Regions from separate parts of the Homo sapiens genome. Here region 1 is linked to region 2. A link is a contact called in ENCODE Hi-C data. All regions are on one chromosome and are shown on one strand. The core of a region is the stretch at or near the end of the contact, and the rest is flanking DNA. Distances in the headings are between cores, read along the strand shown.

What was found. A loop is a pair of places that touch in the nucleus more often than their neighbours do. Pooled maps may share reads with other maps.
Region 1: a map of CD14-positive monocyte shows a loop between it and region 2 (2.3-fold over the local background). The contact joins two enhancer-like sites. A Hi-C loop is called at or near these places in 1 of 168 maps with a recorded cell type or tissue (CD14-positive monocyte), 1 of 37 single-sample maps with no recorded cell type and 6 of 50 pooled maps.

Annotation. Positions count from the first base shown.
Region 1 is chr18:44,907,961-44,910,660 of GRCh38, forward strand. The region is part of intron 3 of SETBP1 (SET binding protein 1); the gene reads left to right. Among named protein-coding and RNA genes, the nearest start is that of MIR4319, 61 kb to the right of the region's middle. Within about 2 kb of position 1,396, at least 2 of the 41 ENCODE cell types and tissues checked have a DNase peak (open chromatin) inside an H3K27ac peak, as active enhancers do.
Region 2 is chr18:45,196,218-45,198,917 of GRCh38, forward strand. It overlaps a transcript of SLC14A2 not described here. Among named protein-coding and RNA genes, the nearest start is that of MIR4319, 230 kb to the left of the region's middle. Within about 2 kb of position 1,399, at least 2 of the 41 ENCODE cell types and tissues checked have a DNase peak (open chromatin) inside an H3K27ac peak, as active enhancers do.

The sequences.
Region 1 (2,700 bases), core at 146-2,645, 290 kb before region 2:
TAGCTCTTGCCTTTAGGTTTATGATCCACTTTGAATTTATTTGGTGTATTGTAGAAAGCAGGGCTCCAGCTCTTCTTCTTCCTCCTCCTCCTTCTTTTTTATTTTTTATTTTTTTTTTGAGACAGAGTCTTGCTCTGACACCTGGGCTGGAGTGCAGTGGCGTGATCTCAGCTTACTGCAACCTCCGCCTCCCGGGTTCAAGTGATTCTCCTGCCTCAGCCTCTTGAGTAGCTGGGATTACAGGCGCCCACCACCATGCTCATCTAATTTTTGTATTTTTAGTGGAGACAGGGTTTCACCAACTTGGCCAGGCTGGTCTTGAACTCCTCACGTCGCCACCTCGGCCTCCCAAAGTGCTGGGATTACAGGTGTGAGCCACCACACCTGGCCCCTCCTCCTTTTCTTCTTTCTCCTTCTCCTTCTTCTTCTCCACTTTCTTCTTTTGCATGTGTATATCAGCTTTTCCCAGCACTATTTATTTATTGAAAAGACTTATTCCCCATTATATTATATTAGCACCCATGTCAAAAGTCAATGAGCAATAAGTATCAGGGTTTATTTCTGGACAATCAGTTCTGTTCTATTGATTTATATGTCTTTTCTTATGCCAGTGTCACACTCTTGACTGCAATAGCTTTGTAGAAATTTTAAAATTGGGAAGTGTGAGTCCTCCAACCTTGTTCTTTTTCAAGATTGTTTTGGCTATTCTAGGTCCATGGCATTTCAATATGAATTTTAGGGTCAACTTGTCAATATCTGTAGAAAGGCTCTCCTAGATTTGTTAATGCTCTCCTAGATTTGCTAAGCCTCAATTTTCTCACGTATTTAAAAAGATTGGTAATTCATGTCCTGTAGAGTACTTGTGAAGCCCCCCAAAATATAACTCTGCTTTAAATGTTTAAAATACTAATTTCAAATCCACATTTTATATTGTTTATCTCATTTTATAAAATTCAACCAATTTTAATCCTCATTTTCAGAAAAATATATTTTTGCCATATTTATTAACCTAGCATTGTCATCATCACACCTCTGGACTCACTGAAAACTGTGACCTTTCCCAGCTTACACAAGGACCAGATTGGTTCTACTGCCAGGTACCTGTGTTAGAATTGAAGAATTCTAGATGTGTAAAGGAAAATGGCCTCACCTACCTTAAGGTGGGATGTGGTTACTCTCAGAAAGGTGAGAAGGAAGGAGCAATTGAAAGGAAGGATGAGTAAGGAGAAATGGGGAACTTCTTTAACTGCTGGCAGTGTGTAGAGAATTAGACTGAAAGTGGCTTGTCTTCAGAGGCTGGTATCTGGAGGGCAAGGCCGAGGAGAAAATGTGTTCCTGCTTGCTACTCCACCTCTAGCTGGAAAGCCCCATTATTTGAATGGACCAGAATCCAGTAATCCAGTTTGTAGGTGTCTGCTCGGCTGTCATTTGTTCTCCTGGCTGACTGCAAATATAACTCAGAGTGATGAAGATTACAAGGAAGAGTATCTTGGCCAAGGTCCAAGGCTCTGAGGTTTTCTCATTCAGTCTGTCCTCTGAACTTAGGAGGGAGTATCGTACCAATTCTGCTGCTAGGCTCAGAGTAGTCTAAAGCAGAAAGCAATCAAACCACAGCTTTTTCTCTTCTCCTGTCCCAACTATTTATAGTAACCGATGCTACTGTCACAGTTATCTTAGCTCACGTTCACTGAAAGTAAGACCTTATGCTATGCATTACCTTCATATGAAGTCAGCACAGTTATTATTATCCTGATTCTACAGATGACAAAACCAAGGCACAGACAGGTTATGTATTTTGTCAAAATTATAAATATTTAAAGGGGAGTATGTCCAGGATTGATCCGAGACGTACCATGCTATACCATGTCAACCCTCTTCTGTTTCTTGTCTCTGTAGCTCAAATAGCATTTTCTCAATTTGGCTATACTTGGAGAATCACAGAATTAGCTTACAACCCTCAGGAATTAAGACTCTTAAGAGCAGTGGCCTAATTTCATTTCTTCAAGGAAGCACCTTCCAAGATTCCGTAGATTACACTATGGTTTCTTGTCTATGAATTCCTATTGCATTCTTTCAAGAAGTCAGCACCTGAGTCCATAACTATCGGATGGGTGTTTCTGAAGGCTGAGAACTGCCCGCCGTCTGGGTTACTGGCATCATTGACAATGCCGAGACATGCCTCTTCCTCTCTGAGATTGTTGTTAACTGGAGCAGGAGGTTCTCACTAAAAACATGCCGACTCCCTCCTATGGCCTTCATGATGTAACCATCATACACATTGCTGCTGTTCTATAATAATAGGTCACCATTCAGGGACAAACAGCAATGACTGACTCATTCAAGAGATGGCGAAGGGGTGAGCGGAGGGATGACCAGGTAAAGAAAGGTGTTTTTTAGCATTTTTCCTTACCTCAGAGCTCCATTGAAACCAAATCTGGATTGACCTGATTTTCCAAACCTTTATGTCTTTGATGGAGTCAGGAAGATGAAAGAAGCTGTTGTCTGTACAACCTATTTCCCCTTCTGTGAGTTGAACTGAATTGAAACTGCTCCATGTTTATCAAAGATCAGGCAAAGATATGAGCAATGTCCTGATGTCAGTGATACGGGCCAGTGTCCTGCCCATGGTCAGCATCCTGGGTCTCCATTATTGGAAGGCCTTAACATCTTCATGAGCAACCCTTTTCTTCCCCCAGAGGA
Region 2 (2,700 bases), core at 149-2,648:
AGTTCAAAGAGGTAAGGGGGCAGTTTTATGCTAAAGTTGATTTAACAATATCAAGTGCACCACATTAGTTACGAGTTTGCTGAGACTTTTTTTCATTCTCATTCTCTTTCTCTCTCATTCAATCGCATGTATGTACTAGGTCACAATGTAAAAGGTGTTTCTTATTGTGGATCACAGCTGAAGAATTTTGAAGCTGCTCAGCTAAAGGACTTTCCCTCTGCGAAGCTGTGATTCTCTGAAGTGGCCAAAGAAATTATGCAGTAAGGTAAGGTTTACAGCTGTTGCTGAGGTTCTTTCTCTAAGTCAAAATCTGCTTTGAGCTTGCCAACCTCAAGGTGATATTGAGGAATATTTCTTAAAACAGACAGCTGCCTTTGTAGGAGAGTGGGGAAGCATGATTATAGACCATCTGAAGGTGCTCTGTGCCCCAACTCAACCCACCAACTGTGACTTTGAAGGAAGCCCAAGCCAGAAGAGTGAATTTTGTGTCTTCCCTCAACAGCAATCAATCAATACAGAGTTAATTCTCTAGTGCCTTGCAGGTTGTCAGCAAACTTCTCAAACTGTGTTTCATACCTGGAGCTAGGGGCTGTTCTCAAAGGGCTTTTCCATTTACTTGGCGAATAGAACTAATATCCTTGAAATAACTCACAGACCAAGACAACATATAAACAAGAGCTAAGCTGCATGCAGCATACTGTAACTACAAAAGGAGTTTAGCAGCACAGAAAACGAATTAGCCAATGGGGAAGACATCTCTAAGGTAGACTTGGACTAATGTTGGGATCACTACGAAGGATGTGCTGGCTTCAGAAATCCGGAGGAAAAAGGTAGCGGCTCTTCAGTGTCAAAAGACATTAGACATAGATTTGGATGTGCCACACACATTTATCTTCCATCATGTCCACACTCCAGAAAAAAACAGCCTATTGTGCATTCCAACTAAGTCTCTTAAGCTGGGAGTTAGTCTAGGACCATGAAGAGAGAATTTTCTTTGTATCTAAATACATAATTATATTTTAGATTACTGGTTACCTTTCTCATTCACCTGTTCTATCTCAAAAACCTGTGGTATGCAACATTAACTTGGCTCTATAGAGAGCTGCATGATACATAAAAGACCTTCTATGTTCAGATTTTGTCCAACTGATGAGGAAAAAGTGTGACCCAGTAAGAGAAGTGAGAGCCTATCAGTATCAGTCAATAATATTCAAGCTATCCAGCTCTATAAACAAGGAAGATATTCGGGGTCAAAAACAGGTGAAGGTGAAGAGCAGTATAGTCAGAGAAGACATCCTGGAAGAAGTTGAATTTGTGTTTGTGACAGTCTTGTGGGTTCTATCCCACCAACCCTTCTCAGCAGTGACTCAGCAAATTGATTTCAGAGGCAGCCTCTGGGAACTTACATCCCACTGATGGGTTTATAATGAAAATGCTGACGCACTCCTAAGTCAAACCAGGACTCTTGAGCAGCACTACAGAATTGAGTGCGTCATTTCCCCCTGAACAATGCGTCTCATTCATTGCTTGAAGTGTGACCATTCATGTTGAAAATGAAATTCCGCAGTGATCTGTTTGGGGAAATTATTCAGAGCTACTCACTTAAAGATCTTGCTATCTTTTGTGGTTCTCAATTAAGGCTCACAAGAACCTCTCCAGGGTAAATTGGTGCCAATCTAGGCATTGAGAGTAGAAGGAAAAATGAAAATCTAAAGCTCGTAGGAACTTTCAAAAGTCATTTCTAAAGGCCCCTAGGGAGTAGATAACATACAGACCAAGTTATCCTGAATATAAGTTATACTGATTATAACCAGAATATCTAGAATATTGGTATAATAAGAGAAAAAACATGGATGTGAAATTAGGAAGCATTGGTCTTAGCCCTGGTTCTGCCTATAGCTACCTGGGTGCTTTGGAGTTAATGAATTATTAGACATAGAATGATAATCCTGTCCAAATATATTTTGTTAAAAATAGAAAAACATAAGGTATGCAAGGAAAAGTTTAATAATACCTGGGCTTCTTTCACCCCTAATTAATAATCATGAATATTTTGCTATATTGTCTCTTTTTTAATACACAAATCATGAACACATAGATAAAGTTTACCTGGACCCCTCACCCAATACTCAACCACTATCATGAGTTTGATGAGTTTGATTCTTTCAGTCTATTTAAAACATTGCATCTAGTTGGTCACATTTATGATGTGTTCCTATTATAATTATTAAGGATTTTAAAATTTTGCATAATAGGCATCGATGCTATATACAAAGTCTTATTCTGTAGCTTGCTTCCCCCATGTACATTTGGATTTATTTCTACCATGTTATTTTGTGTTCTCTATATACTTTTGCTTTACTTCTCTATTTCCCTCATTAACAGTCTCTTTTGAATTGATACAGTATAATTTCCTCTCTTTGCTCTTTTCTCTCTTACACAGCTTTGTAAGTTAGGCATTTTATTTCTATTGTTTTAGTGGTTGCCCTCAAATTTTTAACATATCTGTGCTGTTACTAATTTTTTTAACAAAATGCACCAAGGAAGACCTTAGTATACCTCATATCCCTTAGATCTCCTCACTCTAATTTTCTTGCTACTGTTGTCTGGAATTGTAATTCCAACATGTTTTAAAGATAAAGAGAAGCATATTTTCTCAATTATTTACAGTAAACACCTATGTATTTTTATCATCACAAT